Regions from separate parts of the Homo sapiens genome. Here region 2 is linked to region 1. A link is a loop called in an ENCODE intact Hi-C map of the cell type or tissue named here. Cell type or tissue: IMR-90. All regions are shown on one strand. Each heading gives the region's core, and the rest is flanking DNA. Links, peaks and the distances in the headings are about the cores only.

Region 1 (15,582 bases), core at 2,835-10,834:
TTTTTTTTTTTTTTTTTTTTTTTTTTTTGAGAGGGAGTCATGCTCTGTCACCAGGTTGGAGTGCAGTGGCGCGATCTCGGCTCACTGCAACCGCTGCCTCCCGGGTTCAAGCGATTCTCCTGCCTCAGCCTCCCAAGTAGCTGGGACTACAGGTGCATGCCACCATGCCCAGCTAATTTTTGTATTTTTATTAGAGACGGGGGTTTCACCATGTTGGCCAGGATGGTCTCAAACTCCTAACCTCGCGATCCACCCACCTCGGCCTCCCAAAGTGCTAGGATTACAGGCGTGAGGCACTGCACCCAGCCCATCATAAGTATTTTCATGTATCATCATGTATTTTAGAAAATGGTATTATTGACTATATATCAGTTCATTGTGTGCACACATTTTATTTAATTAATTTGCTCTTTTCAGTTATTTAGTTTTCTTTTTTTGTTATTATAAATTTCATAGTAATATATGTCCTTATACATAAATCTGAGTATGAATCTAGGATTATTTACTTAAAATGAATTTCCAGACACAAATTGTGGGGTTAAAGTGGGAGGAGCATTTTTAAAGCTTTTGATATATACCGCTAAATTGTCTTATAGGAATGTATAAATTATGAAACAACCAGCTGTCCATGTGAGACCATGCATTTCCTTATCCAAATGAAGTTAAAGAAATTATTTGTCAGCTTTTTTGGTGGTATGTGGTAACTCCTTTTCCTGATTTGAATGTTTTTCTAGTACTAGTGACTTTTTACAGGTTTTTCTTATGTTTGTTGGTTGAGTTTTTTTTTTTAATGTCTATGCCTATCTTAGTATCTATGCCTATTTTAATTTTTTAATGTCTATGTACTTTCTTTTGGAGCATGTTGTATGATATTTTATAAATAAAAGGTGTTAACTCTGTCATTATAGTGTAAATATATTTCCCAATATGTTTTTAAATTTTCATTTATGATATATAGAAATTTTAACTTTTATATATTAAAAATATCTATATTTAAATGACTTTGTCCAGATGTAGTGACTCATGCCTGTAATCACAGAATTTTGAGAGGCTATGTCAAGAGGATTGCTTGAGGCCAGGAGTTCCTGGCCAGCCTGGACGACACAGTGAGACCCCTATCTCTAAAAAAGTTTTTTTTCAAACAATCCTGCCACCTCAGCTTCCTAAAGTGCTGGGATTACAGGCATGAACCATTGAGCCCAGGTTCTTTGTAATATCTTCCTCCACGTTTTTACGTATCAATCCTGCATTCAAACATTTACTCATTCTGAAACAAATTTTAGTATATGTTATAAGGTATTGATCCAAATTTTTACGTTTATAAATAGTTAACATCTCCAAACCATTTATTGATATTAATTTCACCTTCATCATATTGTAAATTATAGTTTTGATTTTCCTTTTTGACAATGAATTATCTAAGAGGATACTTTAGAATTTTCAAACTTAATAAAAAACTTTTGCATTCAAAGACTGTATTGTCTGTAATTTCTATATTTTGTTACTTTTTGAGTGTCTATTATAATCAAATATAATAGACTGAACTTAAGTTTAGTCAATGTTCAATATAGTTTTACAATGAAGGTTTATACTGCAGCTACGTGGGATAAAGATATACAATGATTCATTTAATTCTATTTATTTTGTTGTTTAACTTATCTGTGATAATAATTCTAATACTTATTTTTTAAATGGTTAAGTTTAACAAACTTTAAATAATTACTTGGTAAGATTTTCATTTGGGGATAATGTCCAAGGTTCTTGCTAGTCTAATGTACCTTAGTAGCACTTTGTTCATTTTCATGGTGTCCACAAATTAAACTATAGTAAAATGTGTGTAGTTATTGACTTACTGTGAATTCTATGGGGGTAAAGTTGATGCCTTCCTGAACCTATTCTGGCACAGGATTCATAGACAATAAACACTTTTAAAATGCAGTTGAATTTCACCCAAGTTAAATCCAATGCAAACCTGCAAGGAGAAATTCCTAAAGAGAGTAAATCCTAGAAATAGTAAAGAAAATCATTGTGTCCTCAATGCCAGACTTATGGTAATTGAGTAGAAAGTGACAGGCTTTCAAATAGGATTCTAATGACTGTTTATCTCTGCAAAGATTTACAAGATACTGTCTACTCCCATAAAGTTGTCCCCTGAAGAACTCAACCTTGACAGTGGATTGAATTTGGTGGCCCTGGGATATGGGATTTCTATTTCTAGAAAAACAGACACTCATCAAGTAAACTACAGGTATACCTTGGAGATACTGCAGGTTTGGTTCCAGGTCACCACAATAAAGTTAATATTGCAATAAAGTGAGTGACACAAATTTTTTGGTTTCCAAGTATACATGAAAATTACATTTACACTCTACTGTAGTCTATCCAGTGTGCAATAGCATGATGTCTAAAAAATACATACCTTAATAAAAAATACATACCTTAATAAAAAATACTTTATTGCTAAAAGAATGCTAACAATTATCCAGTCATACTCTTTGTGTTGGTAGAGGGTCTTGCCTTGATGTTAATGGCTGCTGACTGATCGGGATTGTGGTTGCTGAAGGCTGGAGTGGCTGTGGCAATTCCTTAAAAAAAAGACAGCAATAAAGTTTGCTGCATCAATTGACTCTTTCTTTTACAAAAGATTTCTCTGTAGCATGTGATGTTGTTTGATAGCATTTTAATGACTGCAAAACTTCTTTCAAAATTGGAGTCAGTTCTCTCAAATCCTGCCAGTGCCTTATCAACTAAATGTATGTAATATTCTAAATCCTTTGTTGTCATCTCAACAATATTCATAGAATCTTCACCGGGAGTATATTCCATCTTAAGAGAAGACTTTCTTTGCTCATCCATGAGAAGAAACTCCTTATCAAGGAAAGTTTTTTCATGAGATTGCAGCAATTCAGTCACACCTGAAGGCTCCACTTGTAATTCCAGTCCTGTTGCTATTTCTACCACATCTGCAATTACTTCCTTCACTGAAGTCTTGAACCCCTTGAAGTCATCTATAAAGGTTGGAGTCAACTTCTTCTAAACTCCTGTTAACATTGATATTTTGACCTCCTCCCATGAGTCATGAATGTTCTTAATGGCATCTAGAATGGTGAGTCTTTTTCAGAAGGTTTTCAATTTATTTTGCACAGATCTATCAAAAAAGTCATTATCTATGGCAGCTGTAACCTTAAAAATGTATTTCCTAGATAGTAAGACTTATAAATCAAAATTACTCCTTGATCCATGGGCTACAGAACGGATGCTGTGTTAGCAGACAGGAAAACAACATTCAGCTCCTTGTAAGTCTCCATCAGAGCTCTTGGGTGACCAGATGCATTGTTACTGATTTTGAAACAAATCTTTTTATCTGACCAGTAAATCTCAACAGTGGGTTTAAAATTTTCAGTAAACCATGCTGTAAACAGATGTGCTATCATCTAGGCCTTGTTTCATTTTTAGCACACAGGCAGAGTAGATTGAGTATAATTCTTAAGGGCCCTAGACATTTCAGAATGGTAAATAAACATTGACTTCATCCTAAAGTCACCAGTTGCATTAACCCCTAAGAAGAGAGTCAGCCTGTTCTTTGAAACTTTGAAGCCAGGCCTTGGCTTCTCTCTAGCCATGAAAGTCCCAGATGGCATTTTCTTCAAGACAAGGAGTTTTCATCTCCATTCAAAGTCTGTTTAGTGTAGCCACCTTTATCAATTATCTTCACTAGGTCTTCTCAGTAACTTGCTGTAACTTCTGCATCAGCACTTGCTGCTTCACCTTGCACTTTTATGTTATGGAGACAGCTTCTTTACTTAAGCCTCATGAGCCAAGCTCTGCTAGCTTCCAAGTTCTCTTCTGCAGTTTCTTCACTTCTCTCAGGCTTCCTAGAATTGAAGAGAGTAGAAGTCTTGCTCTGGATTAAGCTCTGGCTTAAGGAAATGTTGTAGCTGGTTTGATCTTTAATCCAGACCACTCAAACTTTCTCCATATCAGCAATAAGGCTTTTTCACTTTGTTATCATTTGTATGTTCACTGGAATAGCACTTTTAATTCCTTCCTTCTTTTCCTTTACATTTACAACTTAGCTAACTGGTATGACCGGCTTAACTTTTGACCTGTCTGGGCTTTTGGTATGTCTTCCTCACTACGCTTAATCATTTCTAGCTTTTGATTTCAAGTGAGAGACTTACAACTCTTCCTTCCACCCGATCACTTAGAGGCCATAGTTGTGTTATTTATTGGCCTAATTTCAGTATTGTTGTGCCTCAGAGAATAAAGAGGCCAGAACAGGAGAGAGATGGAGGAACAGCCTATTGGAGCAGTCAGAACACATACAACATTTATGAATTAAGTTTACTGTCTTCTATAGCTGTGGTTAGTGGTGCCCCAAAAGAATTAAAATAATAACACCAACGCTCACTGATCACAGGTCACAATAAGAGATATAAAAGTAATGAAAAACTTTGAAATATTTTGAGAATTACCAAAATGTAACACAGAGACACAAAGTAGGCACATGCTGTTGGGAAAACAGCACTGATAGGCTTGCTGGATGCTGGGTTGTTAACAAACCTTCAATTTGTAAAAATGCAATATCTGAAAAACATAATAAAGACAAATGCAATAAATTGAGGTGTGCCCGTCTAGTTTGTATAGTATAGAAGATATTGAAATAATCTTCCCAGAAAATCATATATCAATCCAGAAGAGCCAAGAGCCTCCTCTACTCCAGACCATCAAGATTCTGCCAATGTTCTCTGCTAGCTAAGCCCTCATGGGACTTAAAAGATTCGCTTTTGCTCCATGATAAATTTCAGCATAGGAGTTTTAAACTTACATTGGTAACTGCATATCCAGCCTCAGCCTTTCTAGATAAGCAGCTATTCTCCTCTGAGATTTTCCCGTGATGCTCTCAGTGGGACCTACCAACTAGCCCTGCTTTTCTCAGTCTGGGAGTCCTTCCTCTTCCACTCCTTTTGCCTCTCTTCTTTGAGAAACTCTCTTCTTTCTTTTTCCCTGGGTACTTAACATCTAACATTATTTCCTCAAGAGTTTGGGTTTTACAGGGTTAATTTAACACAAATGAATATCTCAATGAATTACCTTATTAAAAGTGCTAGACTCTCATTCTCTCTCTCTAGAAATAAGCTATTTTTTTTTTCAGGGCCTATGTGTGCAACTAAGTGAGATCCTGCTTTGATACCCCAAGGCAGAGTCAGAGCAAGCCTGGCTGAGGCTGTGGTGGCCCTTCTGACCAAATTCAGAGTCAGACTGTTTGCTCTATGGAAGTCTCTTGCCTCTCCCTTCCAGACCTTCCTCTCTTCATTTCTTGCCTAGGTGTGTTAGACCCTTTCCTGCTTTCTTGAATTTTGCTTCACTCTTTTTCCCTCCCTCTGTCTCATGAACCCCAGAAGGAATGAAATTGTGGTCCATGTATGAATTCAATGGGCAGACATATTTGTTTGGTTTCCACTGCGGGGAAAACTGTACAGTGTGCATCTCATTTGAACTCGTGGTCAATATTTAACATTTGGAAATTTCACATAAGAATCCCTATTTCCAACTTCTCTGAAAATTTGAAAGATCTGGCCACACTGGGCCCACATTTGTGGCAAACAATGAGTTGGAGTCCTTATAAAATTATGCTGAGTGAAAGAAACAAGTTACAAAAGACCAGGTATTGTATGATTTCATGTATATGAAATATCCAGAATAGGCAAATCTGTAGAGGTGATGGATTAGTGGTTTCCCAGGGCTGGGCATTTGGAGGGAAATGGGGAGTGACTGCTAAAGGGCACACGGGATTTCTTTTGGGGAATAAGAATGTTCTAAAAGCGATTGTGATAATGGTTACACAAATCTGTCACTATACTAAAAATAATGGAATTGCACATATTAAATGTGTAAATTACATGGTATGTGAATTATATCTCAGCACATGTTTAATTTTTTTTTAAGTGGGTTGTGGTTATGTAGCATGTACCTTCCTTAGGTGGGTACCTGCCATAGTCTCCATAGTTCCATATTGACTGCCCTACACTGGGACCCAGTTAACTTCTTTGATTTTGGCCTCTGTTGGCATTTGACATTTTAGCCTCAGTTCATATTCATGAGCATTTTCCTTTTTCTAGTACCTTTATCATGATAAGTTCCCTTTTCTTATCCTTTTCCTCATGAAAATTACCTTTACTGGTCATCCTAGAGCACATCTCCTATAATATTTTTTGACATGTAGTTATCAAGTTTCTGACAAAGAAATGTATTTCCTTATTAGTAACAATATTGCTATAAAATTATACGTTATCAAACCAAACTGTCTTATAAATACAACCTGGATTCTGGGTTTCATAAACAAACACAGTGCACTATGCCAACCGAAGAATAACAGGAAGTACTTTATGACCCCACATTATCTAACAGTTCTCCCCTAAACATCCCTGTAGCATGACCAGGCAGGAGATGCTACAAGACTGGGAACAGAGCTGCAATCACTGGCATTTTTAAACAGCTTGTTGATGGACTGGGCTTGTGAGAAAACCAACATTACACTGAAACTCTTAGGGATACTTTAAATTGGTGGATTAGATGGTCGCTTGATTAAGTTTGGGTTATGTAAACAGTGGAGTGTTTAGATTTAGGCTTGGCTGTTGGAGTCTAGGCAGCTGTTTGTACTTAAGTCCAGCTAGAAGTCTTGTTAATCAAAGAACTGACTGAATTTCTTTCTTTCTCCCACCCCTGCCTGCTTCTTTTTTTTGTACCTGTGTTGTTTTTCCCCCTGTTCAAACCCTTTGGGCTCAGGACTGTAGGTAGGCAAGGCAGAGCATTTTGAATGTTTCTCTGAGGACCAGGAACTTATTTTTTTGATTACACAGTGATGTGCCCCACAGATCTCCCTCACTGTGAGGCAATCACTTCATTTATCCAAGTTCTACAAAGCCTTTATTATTTCGGTTAGTTCATATTTTTGAAGCTAAGTCATCAGTTTGATGCGTTTGTTGTAAAATGTGGTTTAACAGCTTGTTAGCACATTTATTTTTTTTTTAATGGAATCCAAAGGTATTTCATGCTTGAGCAGCAGTGGATTTAAGAGCCGATGAAAAGCCCCGCGAGCTGGGCGCAGTCAGCACAAAACAATGCGGGGAACATTGTGGAGTCCTACGCAGAGCTACCCCCAGCAGTGGCGTGCGGGTTTCTTGAACTTTAAGTTACGTTTTTTGCTTTTCTTTTTCCCTGACAGTGTCTCATAAATAACCCATGTTGCCTTATGCGTGTTGGTTTCAGATTGTCTAGGATGTACTGGATCATTTGAGCAGTCTGCGTTCATGTGGTTTTTCTCCCCTCTGAAGATGATTCGATTCTGTTTTGTCCACAAAGGGGAGACGTGGATTGCTGTTTTCTGTCCTCCAAGTGTGGCTTTGTAAAGCTGTCTCAGAACTAACGGGTTGGAACTGAAAACTATTATGGAGCTTGGTGAATGTCAGCGAGCCTTTGAAAAGTAAAAGCTGGGAAGCGACAAACTCTTTCCACAGTTCCATCCCAAATACAAACGAGGTCATTTTCTTGGGAGGCAGCAAAAGTGAGCATTCTGTGTTTGACCAAAGACAACCTTTTGGTTGAGGTTTTGATTATCCAGGGATGAAATGGAGGCAAATGGTCTTCTTTGCCTAAATCCAGACCTACCTTTGTACCAGGCTAGGTATTTGTTGGATTGAAAGGAGTGCAGCCCTTGGAGAGCAGTTTCATGGAACTGGAATTGGTAAAAATGGGCTTTCTGATTATATCTTATATATTATTATTAGAATGTATTATTACATATTAGATCTATATTATATCTAATATAGATCTAATATATTAGATTATAATTAGATTATATTAAATTATAATTATATATTAGATCTATATTATTATATCTAAAATGTTTTACCTTACCAGCCTTGCCATTTGCATATCTGTGTTGTCAGTTCATAAACCAGATTACAATGATTTTTTACCATTCAAGTCAGAACTCTTATATTTCATTTATATTCCAGAAAGTAGAGATTAAAGAAAAGTATTGAGAAGAGAAGGCTAATTTCTTCTTACATAATAATATCTGTGGTTCTCAAATTGAAATGACAGCTGATATAGTGCTTAGAGCCTAAATTTTATTTTTATCTATCTCTCTAGAAAGAGATATTGAAACACATAAGGGAAAGAGAGGAGACCATATGTGAAAAATTACCAACTACTTTGCCAGTGATTACCTAACAATGAATGAGATTCACCTTTCCAATCTGCCCACACCTCCAATGTCTCTTTGAGGTTGAGAACATAAATCGTAACCTCTGTGTGAGGCAATCTTACTTTCCTAAAGAAAAAAAAGACCGCTGTTAATGACAGTGGTGCTCGTGTACATAAAGATTACAAAAGCTGGTCTTGGAAGGGACCTTTGTATAAACTACTCCAACTATCTGATTTTGTAGACAACAAAACAGACTAAGAAACTTGTTTCTTACTTTCGTGAATGGGGGGCTTTGAATATTCACATGCAAGTTTTTGTCTGAATACCTGTTTTCAATTCTTTTGAAGTAGGATTGCTCTGCCATATATGCTAATTCTATGTTTAACTTATTGAGGAACCTCCAGATTTTTTCTACAGTGGGTGTACCATTTACATGCCCTCCAGCAATGTATGAGGGTTTCGATTCTCCACATGCTCAGTAATACTTGTTATTTTTCCATTGTTTTATTTATTACAGCCATATAGCCATATCCTAGTGAGTGTGAGGTGGTATCTTATTGTGGTTTTGATTTTCATTTCCTTAGTGACTAGTGATGTTGCGTATCTTTCCACGTACATGTTTATCATCTCTATATATTCTTTAGAGAAATGTCATTCAATCATTTGCCCATTTTTTAATGGAGTTGTTTTCTTTGTTGTTGAGTTGTAAGACTTCCTTATATTTTTTGGATACTAGATCCTTTCCAGATATATGATTTGCAAATATTTTATCCCATTCTGTGGATTGTTTTTTACTCTTTTGATAATGTTTTATAATGCAAAATAATTTTTAATTTTATGAAGTTCAATTTATTTTTTTTTCTGTTGTTGCTTGTGCCTTTGGTGTGATATCTAAGAAACCATTGCTAGATCCAAGGGCTTAAAGATTTATCTCTATGTTTTTTTGCTAAGTGTTTTATGGTTTTAGCTCTTATATTTCAGTCTTTGATTCATTTGAAGTTAATTTGTGCATATAATGTGAGGTAAGGATCTGACTTCACTCTTTTGCATGTGGATATCCATTGTCCCAGCACTGTGGAAGAGACTGTTCTTTCTCCATTGACTGACCTTAGCTCACTTGCCAAAAATCATTTCACCCAGTTATATGAGTTTTTCCTGAACTTTTCATTCCATTCCATTGATTTATATGTCTATACTGCCAGTATGCAGAAATTCAGTTTTGTTTTTCTCTTTATCTGAAGTTATTTAGAAATTATTTTTTAAATTTTAAATTGAAGGGATTTTGTGAGCAATATCTATGTTAAACTAAATTTTTCTTTCACTGGTCAAAGAGAATGCAGATCTGCATATGATCATTTCATTTTCTTTGAAATTCAGCAACTTCATTATGTGTTGCTTGTTTTTCCTGGAACAAGTCTTTTCAAAGCAGCGGATTCATATCCTTCTTTCAAGCAAGTTTTCTTCTATTATATCTTTCTTCATGTTTTGTTTTTTTCTTATTCTCTCCATCAAAGAATTAAATTATGTGTGTATGATATATCTTCTGCTTGTCTCAACTTCCACTATTTTAGAATCTTTGCTCTTGTCTCTTCACTTGTGTGATTTCATCAAGCTTTTCTTGTAGTCACAGTTTTTTGAAAATTGTTTTTTGATACCTTTTCTTGCTTCAAATGTAGATTTCATCCTTGTAATGTATGTGTGTATATCTGTCTATCTGTCTGAACATATTTATAGTGGCTGTTTTGAATTCTTTGTTAAGTCAGACATCTAGGTCCTTTCCCAAGCTATTTCTGCCTTTGTTTTTCTGTGTATGTTCTGTTTCTTTGTATGTCTCTTTTTTTTTTTTTTTTTTTTTTTTGAAAACTGGGTATTTAGATAATATATTTTAGCAACTCTGGATATTGATTCATCCTGCAGGGCATTTTATTTTGATTGTTGTTGTTTGCTTATTTATTTGTTTGATAACATGTCTGGACTATTTTACTGATGTCTATTCCTCCTTCTCTACTGTGAGGCCTCTGATATTCCTCCTTAGAGGGCACAGCCTTGGGTACACACACGGTCACCTGGTGAAAGTTGTTTTACCAGAGCTTTTCTTAACTATCTCTTTCCCTGCTCTCTCTGTTAAGCTATTGGCTTTTATTACTATCATACCCGGCTGTTAGGCATCTCTAATTGCCATCAGATTGCTCTATTGTTATCACCAGTGTCCTGGGACATAGATTAATCCATAGTCTCATCCAATTAAACTTGAATCTCTTTGCAGGGTTAGGTTATAAGCCAGTCTTTGAGGTTTGCTCTGACCACAGTAGGGGACTTCTTGGCTGTTTCCCTAGTTGTCTCTGATAATCTATCTGGCTTATAGTTTAGTGTGTTGCTCTCAAGAAGTTAAAACTTTACAATCAAAGTCTTCCCTGTTTGTGAAAGTGTCCTTAGGTTTGAACTTCCCCATACTCTGTTTTATATAAAGTCAGTTCCTTTGGGGAGAGGTTAGGTGTTCTCTGTTCTTATGGCCTGCCTCTCTCCTTGGGAAATATCTCTGAGCTACTGCTCCAGAGAAGGTGGTGGGGACAATGGCTGTTTCTTCTCTTGGAGTAATATTCCTGATTTAGTAGCAATAAATAGCTGTTAGTCTTCTTAGCTAGCTTCTTGCAATGTGGAACTTCTATCCTGTGAGTGAGCAGGAATGAGGGTGATAGGGTTCCTGGTAACCTCAGCCTGCTGAGCCTGGGGCAGAGCTTCTGTCCTGTGAGTGGGGCCTGGGTGAAAGAAGGGAGCGCGTGACCTCTTGGCTGCACTAGCCTGAAATTTAGCCTCTGTGACATGAAAGTGGGAGAGGATGGGAAATACTGGTAGTCTGGTCCTACTGGGGAGATACAGTAACCCTTTACAGGGAACTGAAGCCTCTGTCATACTGAACTGGGAGTAGGGAAACAGAGAACAGGTCATGGCTCAAGTGCCTCAAATTCTCAGTGTTCTTGCCAAGATTTAGTAGACTTTTAAAATGTTTATTCATTTTCTGCATGCTCTTAAAACAATTTTCAAAAACTTTAAGTTAAAAAATAATAATTTTCACCAATTATGGTTGTTTGGCTAGGGAGAAGATCTGTGGAACTTCTCATGCCTCCATTCTCTCTCTCTATTTTTTTATTCTTTAATCTTTTTAGAAGGCTTACTTTTTACTTCCTCCTGTTATTCGAATATTTATGTTTTGTGCTATTCTTTATTTATAATTTGTCTTACTATGGCAATCTGTTTGTTTGTTTGTTTCCTTAGTTTCTCCTAGGTTGTGTGTGCTTCCTCTGTCTTTGGCTGATATTCCTTCCCTTGTTTTTGCATTGTGGTTTCTGCTCATAAGTCCATAACTGGTTCTTTTCTCTTTGTTACTTATCCTCAGAAGGGTCAGGCTGTTTTCTATTGTGTTTCAGGGGTAGAAAGGAAGTTTGAACAGCTTGAAATTTCTATTTGAATTTGTTTTTTTTTTTTTTTTGAACACTTTACCAAATCTTTTTTTTTTTTTTTTTTAATACTTGGCACAGCCCTCTCCATTTCTGGGTAACTCACAGTAGTACATATTTAGTCACACTCCCTGTGCTGAAACCTAGTGATGACTTTCTCTTCTCCTTCTTGGCCGTGTCTCACCTCCAGCAGTCTCTCTGGGCTCCCAGGATAGGTCATAGACAATTAGAAATGGCATATGTATTTGTCCTTCAACTTCACCTCTCCTGCTGTTCATTGGTTTCAGATTGGGTCCTTTGAGGGACATCATTTGCCTTTTCCCATGCCCGGTCCACAGAGTTTGATTTTACTACTAGCAAAGAACCACAAGACAGGCCTTTCAATATTGTGCCACATTAAGCAGGAAACCTGTCTCCTGATCAGTGTCTGAAGGGTTCTGTGTCAGCTCTAACAGTGTTCTGCTTTGGGATCCAAATAGCTCTGTTTGTAGGCGCATCTACCTTGTAGTTTTCATTTTTGGCAGGTTTCTTTTCCTTATTTCATTGAAAATGAAATTGGTTTTTAAAAAGTCTCTTACTGTTTCTTTTCAGCATATATAATGAAGTAAAAAAATGCTTTTCATCCTCCACGTTTAACCAGATAGCAATTTTATTCATATCTATTTTGATAACTGATGTATTTGATCAATTTTCTAATGTCTTGTTTGTGTTTAAAAATGTACTCCCTTTTTTTTGATGTTTTCTCGTTTCTTTTTATATACTGCCTTTAATATGACTGATAGAGTATTTTTTTTAGTGTTTGAGGTTTATATATACATATGTTTCTTTTCTCTTACACATTTCATCTGAGTTACTTAAGACTTTCTATTGATCTTAGTGTTAATATCAATTATATCTCTTAACAGACAAAGCCTTTAGCAATCTTCCATTATTTTCCCCTTAATCTCTCTCCTATTTTCCATATCTTGTTCAAATCACCTTGTAATTAGAATTTAGATTCACTTGGGAGAAAACTTCAGAGACAGATATTTTGAGTTTGGGTTCTACTGCGTCTAATATGCTTCTTTGAGTAATTCTCTTCACCAACTGCACCAGGTGAAATACTCATGACTCTTACTTGTTTGTTTGTAAATTGAAAATTGGAATACTTCAAAGAAAGTTGTGTTCACAAAATTTGAGTACTCAGATGTTTCTGGGTACTTAAGAGCAAGGAGGTCAATCTCTATCATTTAGGATGAATCTGTAACTTTTGAGACATGCAGCATTACAGCTGGCTGCTTCTTTACAGAGATTCACCTTACTGGCAATACATGTTGAATAAATTAGTAAAAACAAATCAATTGCATAGGAAATTTAAGTCAATACAAATTAAGTGCTTTCTTTCTACATATCTCTTTGCCATAGAACTTAACATTTGGTTCTGCCTATGATTAGATATTTTTCACTATTTTTGATACACAGACATTTTGGTCATTTTTCTTTTTTCTTTTCTTTTTTTTGAGATGGAGTCTCGTTCTGTCACCCAGGCTGAAGTGCAGTGGCATGATCTTGGCTCATTGCAACTTTCACCTCCCAGGTTCAAGTTATTCTCCTGCCTCGGCCTCCCAAGTAGCTGGGATTACAGGCATGCACCACCACACCAGCTAATTTTTTATATTTTTGGTAGAAACAGGGTTTCACCATGTTGGCCAGTCTGGTCTAGAACTCCTGACCTCAAGTGATCCACTCGCCTCGGCCTCCCAAAGTCCTGGGATAACAGGCGTGAGCCACCGCATCCGGCCTTGTAAAAGAGATAAATACTTTCTTTTTTAGCTAATGAGCTTGAGCAAACTAAGCCAGGTGGATAAGATGATAGTCGGGCATAAATTATATAATTCCCTGTAACAAGACAGACCCTGAGAAGGAAATATAAACTCTGCCAGGAGAGGTTATATCATGGAAATAGCCTTGAAATTAGAATTAGGTGATTTGTTATTGGGGCCTAATTCTGGTATTTCCTAACCTTGTATCATTGGATAAGATCTTTCATCACACTAAACCTCTGTTCTAATTTGTAAATTGATGATAATAATATCTAGGTTACAAGGTTACTTTAAAGAGTATGTGAGATAATATTTGTGAAAGCACTGAGCCAGAGACTAATCACTAAATGGTAATTGATCACAAAATTATTAGAAAAGGCCCAGGCACGTACATTGGCACATAAAACTTGTAAAAGTTATAATGTAACAACAAATAAGGATTATTTCTACCTATATGGCTAATTTTATAGTGTATAGATGGGTGGGATGCTAGTTGCCTAAACACCATTTATCTACCCTTTTTCTTTTTCTAATAGGATCTTAATATTATTGGGGATGGCAAAGTACTTAACTGAAATTCTACATTTCACAGTCTCCCTTGCAGATACAGGTGACAAAATCTAAAATGATTGCTATTGGTAGGACTTCTGGAAAATGTTCTGTAGAAGGGGCTGACAAAACTGGGACACGTACCTGTTTTTCCCTAACTCCCTTTCTCCTTTCTGCTGCCTGGAATACAGATGTGATGACTAGAACTACAGTGAAAATGTGATGGTTATGGTCATGTGATGTTGATGGAAGCCAGTGTTAAGTATGGTGAAGCTGAGAGATCGACAAACAAATAAGCAAAAATCCTTGGGTTTCTGAAAATCATTGCTTGATGTACCCCTGGGTTTATTTTACATGACAGAGAAATAAACCTGCATCTTGTTTAAGCTACCATGATTTGTGTTTTCTGTTATTTGTAGCCAAAAATGATCCAAATTGATTTGAGTTTCTTCTGAAACACATACACACAAAAGTGAATTGAGGGTGTTTTTATTATTTAATATCTTTTTAAAAAAATATAACAGATCAAATGGATTTCAGACAGAAGGAGGAATACTTGGCTGCATTGTAAAGAAAATGGTTATTCTAGTTTATGTGAAAATAATTTTTAGTACACATTTGCACTCCAACAATTAGTGTGCACCTCTTCTTCCCTGTTTACATTGCTGCTCATATTTTCTCTTTGTTTAATATTTCCATTTTCTCCATTGACACTCTTTTTCCCAAACAGTTGCTAGAAACTCAAAGTTGGCTGTGTCTTTCCTCTGATTGATCTGTCAGGGTAGTGGACTCCCAGTGGAATTGCAAATTTATAACAACAGCTTCTCCAGACCTTTTCTGTTCAGCTTATGGTTTCCTATGGCTATTGGAGACTGTGAGGCTACAAAATAATGGGGCATTGTGCACGGGACTGCAGTAGAAGTTACACAAGAGCTTACGTGTCTTTACCATGTCCATCCTTTCCCATCGAACAAGGGGAGGACAGCTGTTTCTTGGTGTGTTAAAATTGTCTTCTAAAACTATAAATTTATTATGCTTCTGTGATCTCGTGATCCAGAAACCATCCCTGTTACTGTTTTCTCCACACTTCAGTCAATGTAGAGAGATGATTATTCAAGGCCTGATATATTTTAAAGAGATTGAATGAGTTTCCTTGTCACTATTTACTGAGTATCTACTTCATCCCAAGCTCTGTGATGTGTAATTATGCAGCATAGTTTGGATAATGTACTTTGGGGCTTGCAAAGCTTACTGTCCTTTTATGGACTCATCTTTTCACATCTCTTCAAGTCTTATCTGTTTCATGCATTGTATCTGTTTTATTTAGAGTCAGCTGTTACTAAAAAAATAAAATGAATGAAACAACTGATCTGGAGGAAACAAACACAATACATGAAATAGATAAGACTTGAAGAAATGTGAAAGGATAGTGATTCCAAAAAAGAATAGTAGAGATTAAAAAGAATTTTTGAAAATGAAAAGCTAAAAATCCCCTAAACTTCCTTATCAAACTAAAAAACTTAGGAAATGGATAAATAACAAGGCAAAACACTGTAGTGTA
Region 2 (15,582 bases), core at 3,267-11,266, 67 kb before region 1:
TCTGACAAAGCACTAATATCCAGAATCTACAATGAACTCAAATCAGCAAGAAAAAAAAAACCAAACAATCCCATCAAAAAGTGGGCTAAGGACATGAATAGGAAATTATCAAAAGAAGATATACAAATGGCCAACAAACATGAAAAAAATGCTCAAATCACTAATGATTAGGGAAATGCAAATCAAAACCACCATGTGATACCACCTCACTCCTGCAAGAATGACCATAATCAAAAATTCAAAAAAATAATAGATATTGGTGTGGATTTGGTGAAAATGAAACACTTTTACACTGCAGGTGGGAAGGTAACTAGTACAGCTGCTATGGAAAACAGTGCAGAAATTCCTTAAGGAACTAAAAGTAGATCTACCGTTTGATCCAGCAATCCCACTACTGGGTATCTACCCAGAGTAAAAGAAGTCATTATACAAAAATGATACTTGCACACACGTTTATAGTGGCAGAATTTGCAATTGCAAAAATATGGAGCCAGCCAAAATGCCCATCAATCAATGAGTGGATAAAGAAACTGTGGTATATATACACCATGGAATACTACTCAGCCATAAAAAGGAATGAAATAAAGTCATTTGCAATAACCTGGATGGAATTGGAAACCACTATTCTAAGTGAAGTACCTCAGGAATGGAAAACCAAACATCATATGTTCTCGCTTATAAGTGGGAGCTAACCTATAAGGATGCAAAGGCACGAGAATGATACAATAGTCTTTGGGGACTCGGAGGAAAGCGTGAGAGGAGGGTGGGGCACACAAGACTACACATTGTGCACTGCTCAGGTGATGGGTGCACCAAAATCTCAGAAATTACCACTAAAGAACTTATTCATGTAACCAAACACCACCTGTTCCCCCAACAATTATTGAAATAAAACAAAATAGAACTACCATATAAACCAGCAACCCCATGACTGGGTATATATATGAAAAGGAAATAAAATCTGTATGTCAAAGAGATACCTGCATTCCCATGTTTATCGTAGTACTATTTACCATAGCCAAGATAAAGAATAAGCCTAAGTATCCAACAACAGATGAATGGTTAAAGAAAATGTGGTATATATACAATAGAATACTATTCAGCCTTATAAAAAGAAGAAAATCTTGTCATTTGCAAAAATGTGGATGAACCTGGAAGACATTATGCTAAGTAAAATAAGCCAGACACAAAAAGACAAATGCTGCATAATCTCACTCGTGTGGAATCTAAAAAAATAACGATATCACAGAAGCAGAAAGTAGAACAGTGGTTACCAGAGACTGGGAGAGGGGGAGAATAGGAAAAAGTTGGTTAATAATTCTGCTGTGCAATATAGAACACCAGAATTGATTCCTCCTACTTTAGGTTCTATATTGCACAGCAGAGTGTCTATGGTTAACAGTAAAATGTTGTATATTACAAAATGGCTAGGAGAGAGACTTTTGTATATTCTTGCCACAAAGAAATGATAAATGGATGAGGTGATGGATATACTAACTACTCTGATTGGGACATTAAACAACATAGATGTGTATCAAAACATCAAATCATAACCCATAAATATGTATAGTGAGTCCTCATTTAACATTGTTGGTAAGTTTTTGAATATTGAGACTTTCAGCAAAACAAAGCACAGGAAAACAAAACTCATTTTACCATAGACTGATATAAACAAGAATTAAGTCCCCACAGCATATAGTAAGTTGTTTCATTTAAAGTCACATTTTCCAAGAACCTATCGATGATGTTAAATGAAGACTTACTGTGCAATTAAAATGTATTGATTAAAAATTAAATACTTTTTTTTTAAAAAGGTAAAAATATCTGATGTACTCTTCAGGAAAACAGCAAAGGATAAAGGCTCATAAAGCTATAGAAATTCAGGAAGCGTGGTTTGGTTTGGAGATAAACAAATACATCTGATACAGCAAATATATCATGGATAGAAAACACTCCAACAGACCCATACTTGCATGGATATTTAAAATGTGGCAGAGGTGGATTATGGATTAGTGGTGAATCCACAAACTTTTCAATAAATTGTGCTAGGGAAACTGGATATTCATATGGAGAAAAAGAAATAAAATTTTTCCAATTATTGGAAATATTTACTTCCAATTTGCACCATCCACAAAAAATAAACTCCAGGTGGGTAGATTAAATATGCAATGTGAAAGACACACAGTAATGTTTTCAGATGATAACATGGAAAATATCTTTATTGCTAGTGGCTAAGGAAGAGTTTTTGAAACAAGATAAAATGACACTAATTATATTAATTAGGGTAAGATTGTATAGTAACAAATAGCCAAATTTTGGTGGCTTACAGATAAAAAAGTTTCTTTCTTTCTTTGTAACAATGAGGGAATGGTGTTTGGGTCAATTGTTAATGGGTATAAGCTGAAGACGATGCTTCTTTCTTCATCAGGTAGCTTTCCAAGGATAACCTGGGTGTGGCTGTTTCAGGCCACTAGACAAATAAAAAAGAGCATCGCAGAGCCCAAATATAATAGAAATTTTCTAAGGGCCAGACTTGAGAAAGGCTCATATTACTTCTGTTCACATCCCACTGGAGAGAACTTAGGCACATGGTCTTGCCTAACGGCAAGGTGGTCTGGGAAACTGTAGTGTAGCTCTGCTTCCATGAATAACAGAGAGATTTTGGTGGTCAGTGAACTACTCCACATTAATCATAAAATGAATACATATGCCTATATTAAAGTAACCAGAAAATAAAGAGAGCAAAAGACTAGCCAGCATGTGAGAGAAGTTAAATAAATAATATAAAGAACATATCTGGAATATATGAAAAACTGAGAAATCAATTGAAAAACCAGAAAAACTAATGGAAAAGTGGGCATAAGACTTGAACAAGCACTTCAGAAAAGAAAAAAATCCACCTCATTAGTATTCAGGAAGATACTATTGAATATCACAATGGGTTACCTATTTTTTCTTTCTCTCCCTCTTTCTATTGCTCTATCAATTAGAATAAGAGTATATATACTCAAGCTGATATATATATATATACATATATATAAAACAGTTTTTTATATATATATACATATATATAAAACAGTTTTTTATATATATATACATATATATAAAACAGTTTTTTATATATATACATATATATAAAACAGTTTTTTATATATATACATATATATAAAACAGTTTTTTATATATATATACATATATAAAACAGTTTTTTATATATATATACATATATAAAACAGTTTTTTATATATATACATATATAAAACAGTTTTTTATATATATACATATATAAAACAGTTTTTTATATATATACATATATAAAACAGTTTTTTATATATATACATATATATAAAACAGTTTTTTATATATATACATATATAAAAGTTTTTTATATATATGTATATATACATATATATGTATATATACATATACATATATATATGTGTATATATATATATATATATATATATACTCTCAGATAATATGAAGGGCTGTGAAGAGTGGGGCAATGATAACTCTTACACTGCTAGTGGGAGTGGGAGTTTTTTATACCCACATTGGAAAACAGTTTGACATCATGTAATGTAGTCCAAAATGGGCACACATTATGATCTAGCCATTCTCTTGCTAGGTCTAGATGCTAGGGGAGCTTTTGCACATTTACTGCAAGAGATAATATGAATGTTCACGGTAACATTGTTTGTATTGTTTTGGCTACCAAAGAAAAACATCCCACTTGTCTATTAATAGTAGAATGGATAAATCAATATTGGAATACTATAGAACATAAAAATGAATAAATTCTAGCTACTTAGAGCAATATAAATAAACCTTTCAAACTAATGAATAAGATAGGTAAATCACAAGAAATACAACATAATTCAGGAGAATAAAGCCTACAAAGTTTTCAAAGAAAATAAGTTTAATTCAGGAATTTTATACTTATTTATATCCATTTTGAGTATAAAAAATTGGAAACATAACTTTGAACATGGAAAGACTTATAATTTCCTTTATTATTATAAGGAACCCTGGCCATCAAAGAATTTGGAATACAACTCTCCATGATGTACTGGACTAGGGGTACTCTTAGTTATGCAAGCAAAACACCTAGTTCTCTTTTTCTTAATTTCGGGTTACATGTATGCAAAAATTAAAAAGTAGAAATGCGTAGCATATTGCTAGTTTTTAGAGTACCACATCTCATCTCAGGATAAATTACCTAAATTGGTGCTTCCAACTGAGAATGATGCAATGTTATAATGGTAGGTTCCTTAGAATATGAATGATACATATTTAACAGATTAAAGATTGTCTGATTGCTAATGTTTAATTTCCCAGTTTTGGTGGTGGCAGTCTTTTTTACAGACCTCCTTCAAAAAGACTGGTAATTCTAGTAATTTCTGACAGCTAGAAAATCTTCTAGGGAATTAAATGCCCAAACATTCAGGAGCTGACATACAAGGATGCCTATCTAAAGTGAAGAAGGGTACAGCCACCAAGTCCTTTAGTCCTTGTTTGTCTCAAGAAAACCCTTAACTTGATCCTTACTCCTGAGCATGTGGTTTTTCCCTTGGAAATTATACTGTGCTTGGATGTTTGTTATTTGGGGTGGTATCTGATTTGTATGCAGGGAACAGGAGCAAAGATGCTAGCCTAACTTAGGGGACTTAAGGAATAATGGCCCAGGAAGATCAGTGTGGAATAAATTTTGTACTCCAAAATAGCAAAGATCTATTTAGGGAAACCGGGCTTACTCAACATATCCAGGGGGCATGAGCAAATCTAGAAATAGGAGGTGAAATTCAGAGCTGAGTGGAAGCCAAGAGACCGGGAACAAAGTTGAGAATAAATTGAAGAAGGCCCCGAGTGATGCTGCAAACACAGTTTGTGCCTCTATTGAAGAACAGCTATGCAGAATCATGACCTTTCAGCCTGTCATAAAGTTAAAGGCCAGAGAAGACTTCCAGGAAATTGATATTGGTGGGATATAATTATCCTGATGGGAATAGGAGAAAGCTGTTGCAAAAATTGAGACTCGCAATGATGGTGTCTTGGAATGGAGAGCTGAGATCCTCGATGGGGAGAAGTGGTTTGACTTCAGCTATAGTTTGAAGCAGGCGATGACAGGATTTACTGATGGGTATGAGAAAGGAGAGTCCAGGAGAATTCCATTAGCTGAGACAGGAAAGATTGAGGGAAGAATATTTGAAGTGTCTGGTGGAAATTAGGGGTTTGGTTTTGAATACGTTAAGTTTAGCATGTCTGAAAAACATCTATGTGGAGATGTTTCTTTCAGCAGGAGGCTTAACAAACAACAGCTGTGGTAGCTGTTACTTTTCATCACCTTGACATTCAGTGACATAAATCCCTGAAAGTTGGAACCTGCTAACATGTCTCAGAAGACAGAATCCTTACCCACCAAAAGCTGCTCACATTCAGGTTTCCCTTTCCAAATAAACTCTAATATTCATTCTATTTGGTTCCTTTTTTTGGCTTTGCTTCTCATCCTGAATTCAAACAAGTGACTAATCAGGAAGCTCAAAGACCCTCTATCTCCATTGCTAATTCTATTGGCTCATTCAGTCATTAAACATGTTTACTACGCACTGATTATAAGTGTAAAAAACAGGTCTCAATTGCCCATATAGGTGACCTCAATAATACCCCTTATATTGGCATGTCCTCCTTCTCTTTCTCGGTCTCCCAAACTCCTCACTCCCCTTTGGGGATGTAGGTCTCAGGCTCTACTTTTGTAAGCAGATAATCTGTGCCATTCAAGCAACGGTCAACAATGAACTATAATGAACTATCAAAGCCATAATGGACAGTCCGCTTCACCTGGACATGTGGGGATGGCATTAATGGCAGCCACATAGTGTGTGTCCTTGTCAATCAGATTATTGCTCGCTTTGCGTAGAGCCTCCACTGGCTTCACGTTGTACCCAGGGTTAGATCCATGACCTCCCTCCCAACAATTGCCACTCTCCCATCCACTACAATCTAGCAACACGGACCTGCCTTTGCTTTCTGCTCCTTTAATATGCCCCTTGCTCCCATGTCAGGGCCTCTAGACTTGCTGTTCCCTCTGCCTGGAATGCTTTCCCCTACATCTTTGCATAGCTGATTCATGCTTATCAAAGTCAGCTAAAATGTCAGCATTTTAGAGAAATCTTCTCTGATGTCCTTTACTGAAGGCAGTGGCCTTGTTTTTCTTGTCTGTTGCTGTGTGTTCATTGCTCATCCCAATGCCTAGGTAAGTGTATGTCACCAGATGGCCCTTGTAGCAGGTGCATTTAGAGCTCTGCTCACATCCTCTCAGCACTCACCTCTACATGCTGGAGGTGACTTTGCTGACACCTGCCACTCTCCTTGGGGCTTTTTTGACTGAAGGTACCCACTAGACTCAGGAACAGGGCAAGTCAGAAATGCCAAAGAGTTAATGCTGGAGAAGCAACTCTCAAGCATGGGGGGTTGTGTATAAATACCCTGGCTTCCTTGCCCCTTGGGTAGAGTAACTCTGAGGAATGTATTACGCACTGTCTCCAGGAGTTTTCCAGTTAGATTAAGCTCCAGGTGCCCACAGAGGTAACTTGCCTAAGAACATAATATTTATTCACTTCCTTTTTTTTTTTGCTACCTCATTTTCCCATTCTGCCCAGTGCTTCTTGGGATTGCCTCCCAGTGAATCAACGTGCACTTGGACGCTTTCTCACATCCCTTTGCTTCTGGGAAATCTAGCCTCAGACAACCCTCAATAAATGAAAAAATGTCCAAGTATTTATATTCAAATAGTACTTACTGCCTGGAAGTCACCAGGAGTTTGATTCATAGTGTCATAGTTTTTTCCCCCACATTACACATTCAGTCAGTATGCTTTTTAATTCTGGCTCTCACAGGGAAAGCATACAATAACATATGTTGGGTATGTTGTTTAACGTTCACAGCAAAGACTTACTATGTGCTTTTTGGTTTGAGGATTTTTGAGTAAGTGGTGGAGACATTTTTGATGTCACCCCAAGTTCTGCTGAGCAGAAGTGATAAGAATGTCTCTCTATGAAGCTCCACCAATAGAATGCATTGAGTCAGAAAATTTCATAACCTTCCATAAACAAAGAACAAGGTCCTAAGTGAAGGGAAAACAGGAAGCGATATGAGGAGGAATTTGTTTACCATGATTTCAACAACACTGGAATTTATTTTTATCAAAATGAAACCATGGGTAAGTCAACAAGGCTGGGCAAAGCCCAGAGACTGTGAGGTCCTAGATTCCCAACCGGGACACTATGAACTCAAGGAATTCAAATACATTTTGATTTTTCTAGAAATTGCTCAATGTTTCTCACATGAGTCTCGGTTTCTTTTACTTTTCTTTTTGAATTTCAAATATTTTCTTTTTGAAAACATAACATATCAAAGAGAGTTTTCAAGAACCCAGATTTAAACTTTAAAGCCAAATTTCTGTAAGGTCACCCAACATTTTATCTTACAATGACCAACACCTGGAGTATAAATGATCCCCATCATTGTGCCTCCTTTTGTTAGCCTTGTTAGAGAAGGCAGCAGAGTTCTGAACTAGTTTCTTGTTTCCTTAATGTTTAGACAGGGGACAAAGCCCTCTGTATCTATAGAGGCCAGTGGTCTGGAGACCATGGACAACAAGACATTGTATCTTTGTGTCTTGTGGGAAGCAGGGAGGGTGGAGCAGTGTTGCTGACTTTTTAAGACAAGCTAAAAACCTGGATTTTCCTATAAAATTTCCCCAATTTGAATGTTTTAAAATCATCGTGTAGGCTGGGCATGGTGGTTCACACCTGTAGTCCCAGTACTTTGAGAGGCCGAGGCAGAAGGGTGCCTTGAGCCCAAGAGTTCAAAACCAGCCTGGGCAACATAGTGAGACCTCATCTCTACAAAAAATGAACAATTTAGCTGGGTGTGGTGGCATGCACCTGTAGTCCTAGCTACTCAGGAAGCTGGGGGGAGGATCGCCTTAAGCACAGGAGGTTGAGGCTGCAGAAAGCCAATATCATGCCACTGTATTCCAGCCTGTGCAACAGAGTAAGACTCTATCTCGAAATAATAAAATAAAATAAAATAAAATCACTGTGTAAAAAAAAAGTCTCCATTTTAAAGCTTGATTTTACACTTCTATTTGAAGAACTTGAGGCTACTTTGGCACTATAATAAATGAAAGGGTTCCCCTGTAATGGAAGCACCACCAGAGATCCTGTGCTGAGATTTATTGCCTTGCTATTTAAAGAGTGGTCTCTGGCCAGCTGTATCAGTATCAGCTGGGAACTCATTAGTGACACAGACTCTCAGGCCTATGCAGATCCACTGAATCGGACCCTGCTGTCTAACAAGCTCCCCAGAGGATTCATGTGCACGTTAAAATTTGAGAAACATTGATTGAGTTTGCCTCTTCAGGAAAAAAGAAAAAAATCAGACTCTAAATGCAGAAGCTACAATTTATGTCTCACATGGAGAGAGAGGAAAAAGAATACTATGGAAGTCATAGACACTTATAATTAGTAATAGCTAGCTAAATATTTAAAAAGTGGCTTATTAATAAGGAGTTGCATATTCTCTGTTTGGATATCCAGTTGGTTGTCTATATTCATGGCTTCTGGCATCCATGGATTCAAGGAACCACTGACTGAAAATATTTGGAAAATAAAAAGTATTTGTGCTGAACATGTACAGACTTTTTTTGGTTATTATTCCCTAAACAATATAGTATGACAATTATTTATATAGGATTTGCATTGTATTATGTATTGTAAGTATCTAGAAATTATTTAAAGTAGGGAGGATGTGTGTAGGTTATATGCAAATAATGTTGCATTTTATATAAGGGATTTGAGCATATGCAGGTTTTGTTATCTGCAGTGGGTCTAGAGTCAATGCCCCTACAGGTAGTGAGGAATGACTATATTTAGTCAATTTGTTGAGGCATGCAATTGATTAGGGCAGCCTCTCTCAATATTTTCAGCCAAAGTCTGTATTTCCAGTAATAACAGGATTTTTATATTTGGGTTATGCTGTCAATTACATGTATTAAGAATCTATTTTGTGCATGCTACTGTTCTGAGCACTGGGCCCAGGGATGAATAAGGCACAGCTTCTATCTCAAAGCACTTAGTATCTTGATGACAAGACATGCCCAGAGCAGCCACAGAAGCATAAATAGCATGGGGAATGCAGTACTAGGAGGCTGAGTTGGCCAAGTGCCCAATAATTGATCTTTGTCATGATCATTCAACACAATATTGTACTTACTTTTTTTGATTTGAATATTTATTTGCTTAATATCTGTCTACAATTCCACACTGAAAGCATTATGCCTGCAAGGACCAATATTAATTGAATGATTTGCCCATTGCTTACTTCCATATTTACATATAGCTCTCTACACAGGGAAGGGGAATGTAAAAGAAAAATTATAGGCAACTTTGCATGACATGCTTGAGTCATTTCCTGTTAATGTTTTCTTTCTCTATAAATAATATATGCAAATAAAACTAACTGAATTATTTTACAGAACCCCTGCACTTCTGAGGTTTTACACACTACTCCTCACTTCCTCCAATTCCTCTGTCCCTTAACCCCAGCCCTAGGCAACTTCGAATCTATTTCCTGACCCTAGGGATGTGCCGATTCTAAACATTTAAAATAAATGGAATGATAAAATATGTGGTTCCTTGCGACTGGCTCTTTTCACTTAGCACAATGTTTTGGAAGCTCACTAAATTTTGTTTTCATTCTGCATTTCTTTGAAATAGAAAAAAAGAAACTTAGGCTAAGGAAGATATTAAAATATTACAGAAGTACAAGTGACTCCCAAAGCTTGAGCTACATCATGCTTTTGTTTATAAATGTAGAAACACATGTGTTCCTTCTGTTTCTCTTTCAGCTGTCTTGAACCAAGTTTTTATTGGGTGTTTGGTGGGGCTTATGTGAGAACTGGATGGCCCTAGGAAAAACTGAGAAATGTATGTTTATTTTCCATGCCTCTTCTTTCCAATTTTTATATCCTCCTCTTCTCCTTAGATATCCAATATTCTAATGGTACATCTTTACCCTACAGTATTACATTCTGAAAATGAATGGCAAAGTTAGTTAAACCTGTTAAATAACATTTTAATTCCCATAGCGGGCTTCTATTTTCCCACCTAAAGGAGAGACTAATGGTAAACATTTCAGGAAGACGGGGAAATGGGCAACTATTTTTGGTTAAGAACAATTTTCTAGACATTTGTTGAGAGCTTGTCAGGTGTTAGGCAAGTGCCGTATCAAAGAGGTAAAGTAATGCCCAAGACACACAGCTATTAAGTGGTGAAAGCAGAATTTGAACGGTTCTTCCTGATTACAGAACCTCAGTGCTTAATTATTGTGGTATACAGCCTCCTCGATGCTTGTTAGTCACCCTATAAATTCCTCAGCCAACGACCATTCCATCTTGCCCTTCCTAAAGCAAACACAGTATGTATCATTTGATATTTATTCTGTCTTTTGGCATTCTTTCTAGAGAGGATGTTATCAATTCTGTAAGTTGTAGTTTCTGTTGGTCATTTAAAAATATGAAAGTCAACATTTTGTTTGTAAATTCCCTTTTCTACTTACTAGAAAACTCTAGATCTGAGTTTTCAAGATGTAGTAACCTGTATCTGTATTATATTGCATGGAGAACATAACTACTATCACTAGAGAGGGTTCAGTTCTTTAATTTGATGAAAATGTCAGGCTAAAGTGGAATGAGAACTTATTCAACTTAACAAGCATCCATTGACTTTCTAATCAAGAAATGCTAAAGGGAGTTCTTCAACTTGAAATGTAAACAGGAACATGAAGCATGAGAAAGTATAAAACTCATTGCTAATGGTAAATATATAGACAAATGTAGAATATTCTATTAGTGTAACAGTGGTGGGCAAATCACTTTTAATTCTAGTATACTAATTAAAAGATAAAAGTATTAAATATAGTAATGTTAAGAGATACACAATACAAGTAGATGTAAATTGTGCCATCAATAACGAAGTGTAAAGAGGGCATAATAAGAAGTGTAGAGTTGGATGTGATTGAACTTAAGTTGTTATCAGCTTAAAATAAACTCAACAGGGAAGACAACGGCATGGGAAACCTTTCAGTGTCTCGCTAAGTGGGTGCTAGAAAGGACTTATGGGATTTTAGCTTGTGCTGGGTGATCTTAGGAAGGGTTTAAGGAAGGAGAGCTTTGCTTTTAAGTAGAGGCTGTTGGGAAGCAATTTTATGATTTGGTACAGAGATAGTTCTATGATTGGGTATCTTCATGATCCTATTTAGAAGGCAAAAGAAATGATATGAGGCTAACACTGTTAACTGGTGAAGAATCAGCAGACATTCGTATTAGCCAGGATATAGGAGTATTTAGTCATTATGCTGGCTTGGACAGTATTTATGCTTTTATCTGTGCTTACATGTGTTTATGGAGTGGTCTTGTTTTTTTCTTGATCCATCATGGTCACAGAGTGGATTTATCTGATCTTGGTGTTCTGGGAAATTTTGTATGTGTGACAGGACAGAATAATGACATAGCTGGGGACACAAGGCCAGTTCCTCAACACCAAGGCTGGCTGGCAGGGGCTTTTTCTCTTTCTCACCATGCACTTAGTTTTGCAATGTCAAGAGTTGAGGAGAACTGAGTTTTATTTTAGTCCTTCAATTTATTTGCTACTAGCTGTTTAACTTGAGAAAACTCACACAGTATCAGAGCTTTAGTTTCCTTATACCCATAAGCTTTAGCTTCCTGATAATATGTTTCCTTAAATGGGAATAATAAAAACCACCTTGATGGTTTATTGAAAGGATAAAAGAAAATGTAGGAAAATCTCCCAGCTCTTCACCTTTCAGAAAATATTCCAATTTGATAAATGATTGAGGGAAGATTGTCTCCATTTTTGTACTATTAAGATGTCATTCAATGAAATTGCGTATTTATTGAGGACTTCTGACATAGCAATCTGGGTGTCACGTGGCCGTGCGATAGTTACAGTCCCCAAGGTGGCCTTAGCCATGAGAGTGTATCATGGGTTCATACTGTGCGTTCTTCTCATATGGGAGTCTGGGGCCTACCTACTTCATAGGAAGTGTGCCTCAAAAGTCTCATTTCTCAGATTTCTCCCTTCAGTTCTGTACTGCCCATCTCCACCACCTAAAGGTATAAATCTATGGGTTGTCGTCTTTGTACCTTACATGTCGGTTCTGACATTTGGATGCATATTAGAATCAACTGGAGGGTTTTAAGAAACACTGATGTCTAGATTCCACCCCCAGGGACTCTAACTCACTGATTTTGGCTGAGGGTAGTTAGTCATTGAGATTTTAAAGAGTTTTTCAGATAATTCTAACAGGCAGCAGAGTTTGACAGCCATTGCTATAAACAGTGTTTCTCAAACTTTAATGTACTTATGAGTCATTTAGGGAATCTTGTTAAAATGCAGATTTTTTATTAAATTTAAAATGCAAAATAAAAATTCAGATTCGTAATACATTTAAAAGTTAAAATGCAGGCCTAGGAGTCTGCATTTCTGGCCAACTCCCAGATGATGTCAGTGCTGCTGGTCCAAGGACCACACTTTGAGTAATAAGGCTAGATACATCTGTTCTCACTTAGCCTTGTAGAACAGTCTATAAAATTTGTAATGGTGTGTCAGGTGGGATCTTTTAATGGAATAAGCTAGAGGGAAGGAGGGAGGAATATAGTCATATGGACTTGCACTTCCACTGTCAAAAGAACACATTCAACAGTTGGAATTTGCTATATGTATGTTGAGGATTTGTTACTATAGGTGACAAGACTGTGTGTCTGTACCTATGAAGATCAAATTCTTATATTCCTCGTTGTAATAAGCCTCCTAAAACAACTTCAGTTTCAAAAACAGAAAATATAGTGGGGAGGGAGATGGACAAGATAAGTTTTTATATTACGTCCTATGTTTCACATTTCTACACTTCAACCTAACTATGCTGTAAAAATCCAGAGCTTGACATCCTATTCCCTGCTAAGCTCACCTAACGGGGTTTTAACCAGCAAAAGGATGCCCTCACTACCTGGATAGACATGCAAAGGAAGCACTAGTGCTGTGTGGTGTCTCCTGCTCCCTTTGTAGAGTCTTTGTGAAAGAAGTGTGGGGTAAGAGCTTTGTAATATTTAGGTGCTGTCTGTAAGAAAGGACTTGTTTTACTTTTTAATGGAACTTGGAAGGAAATATAGAGTTGTAGGTGGCTGGATCCATTTCTAGGCTTTGCCAGTCCCCATTCTTACAAAAAAGCATTGACCCATGATGAAGAGCCTTAAGGCACTTACTTGGAGATGCACATGATGATACTAGCTGTGCCTGGGTCATCTTAAGGCCGACTGCACCTTCCTCCAGCTTAAAGAATTTATAAGATGCTTCTTTGGGCATGCCTAGGAAAAGCACAGGCCTTGATTGACCAGGTTAAATGGAGGGGCCTAAGCATTACAGATAATTATGGAAGGAGCTTTAAGGAAAATAAGCTTAGTTGGTGATAAAACAATGATAAATAGAGACTACTAGCTATAAGACGATCTGTCTCTTATGACTGAGAGTTCTAGGAGGACCAGGTAAATTCAGACTTGATACGGTGAAAGGGATTGGATTTGGTTTTCCTAATAGATTCTGGAAATAAAATTAGTGACTTGGTCTTTTTTACTATCTCCTCATCTTAGTTCCTCTCCAGAAAGAAATAGGTGGGACAGAGATGTTAAAGAAGAAGAAACTGTGCTACAGAGAAGGTGGAAACTAAGACATAAGTGGAGATTAGAACTTGGCTGTTTGGCCCCAGGGCTTTTCTCACTAGACTATGATGTAGTATTTCAAGACAGCATGAGTAATGGGCAATGAACATGACAAACTTATGTTGTGCAAGGAGTAACATTTGAGAAGCTTAGGTTCCAGCTGGGCATGGCTTTACTGCCTGCTAATTTTCCCTAGCTAAAAGCACAGCAATTTGTAATAGTTGAATCAGCCCTCTAATCTGAGTCAAACATCAGTTGCTTTCTTTGTATATCTGCTCCCTAGGATCACAAATGCTAGCTTTCATATGGATTTCAAGCTGGGTGAAATGACTTTTTTTGCTTGTAAAGAAGAAATGATGATGGAGGTCTCATCAGGAAGTGATGCAGAAGACTGGGACAGGTGAGTAAGCACCACTGGCAGAGTTAATTCTGGCTGCCATGCAACTCCGTAGTAAGTGTCAGTAGCAAAGCTGAAGTCAAACATTGTTTACTCCTCTGCTAAGGCTCTGCAAATCGGTAAAGATACCCAAATGCACATTCCCTGCATGGTCATCAGAAACATATATTTTTTATTGACAAGGCTTAGCAGATCTTAGCCATTGACTGAAGTGTAATTTAGATGGATGAGCTATTCTGCTGAAGAGTGCTACTAGTCTTCTCTAAGCAGTAGTGCAAAACTGCAGGGACTAGGAAAGGGCTAGATCCGTGCAAAGAAGGAAGGAAACACCTGAAGGCTCGTGATGCAAAAAGTAATTACTATGCTTAACAGGGAGTATCACCCCGCTTATTTACAGTCAGGGTAATTGAAATTTCATGTTTGGCATTTCCCAAGATTTCACAGTGCAGAATCAATCTACCAAAAGCTTTCATGTATACCATATCAATTAATCAGTCGGTATCAGCTTGGTACCTAATATACACTCAATGGTTCAGTCAGACGGACTATATGGACACATACTGAAATCGCTATGAAAATGAAAATTAAAACTTTGGTCCTTTAAAAATAATACAAAATGCTTTTTTCAGGACCCAAAATAAAATAAGTAAAAACCAAAGAAAATGTTCTAAGGAGTTAAAATGGAATGGCAAGGCCTAATTCAATAATCATTAATCCCAGTGAGTTTTAGGCATCTTTAGAATCAGAATATGGTTTTCAAGAGAAATATTAGAAGGAAGGCTAATATTTGAAAAGTGAGATGATTGAAGTAGCCCTGGCAGAGGCAGGGATGGGACTATATCCTAGCATCTTCTCCCCTTCATCTTCACCTTCTTCTCCTATGTACTCTGTTTCCTTTCGTGCATATAGTTCAGCACCATAAGGACCTCTTGATTCTGTGTATGACTTGCAAAGCAGTTTGGGAATGTCTATTTTGGCTTGATTCTTCCATTTAACAAATTGGTAAACTGAGACACAGACTTTGTTTAAAATGACAGGACAAGTTAACAATAGAACCAAGAACAGAGCTCAGGTCTCTAACGCCCAGCCCTGAGAGTCCACGCCCCACGCCAGGTGACTTCCCCTGAAAAAATAGACCAAGGAATAAGAAGCTATATTCCTGGCTGGGCGCAGTGGCTCACGCCTGTATTCCCAGCACTTTGGGAGGCCAAGGTGGGTGGATCACCTGAGGTCAGGAGTTCAAGACTGGCCTGGCCAATGTGGTGAAATCTCGTCTCTACTAAAAATATAAAAATTAGCCAGGCTTAGTGCTGAGTGCCTGTAATCCCAGTTACTTGGGAAGCTGAGGCAGGAGAATCACTTGAACCCAGGAGGCGGAGGTTGCAGT

What was found. A loop is a pair of places that touch in the nucleus more often than their neighbours do. Peaks named below come from ENCODE experiments on the same cell type or tissue, not always from the same donor. Only the 100,000 strongest peaks of a DNase experiment are listed, where the experiment ranks them.
Region 2: a loop joins it to region 1, with 4 times the contacts of the local background. A loop is called at or near these places in 3 of 110 quality-filtered maps.

Annotation. Positions count from the first base shown.
Region 1 is chr20:6,526,998-6,542,579 of GRCh38, forward strand. It overlaps CASC20 (cancer susceptibility 20), which reads left to right. Exons shown (of 4, transcript NR_109953.1): 4 at 197-1,462. Among named protein-coding and RNA genes, the nearest start is that of CASC20, 110 kb to the left of the region's middle. In IMR-90, for the core only: a CTCF peak has its summit at 7,332; DNase peaks (open chromatin) are centred at 6,594 and 7,064; H3K4me3 peaks cover 1,378 bases; H3K27ac peaks cover 1,295 bases.
Region 2 is chr20:6,459,458-6,475,039 of GRCh38, forward strand. It overlaps CASC20 (cancer susceptibility 20), which reads left to right. Exons shown (of 4, transcript NR_109953.1): 3 at 14,082-14,198. Among named protein-coding and RNA genes, the nearest start is that of CASC20, 41 kb to the left of the region's middle. In IMR-90, for the core only: no CTCF peak of the experiment used is centred there; no DNase peak of the experiment used is centred there; H3K27ac peaks cover 902 bases.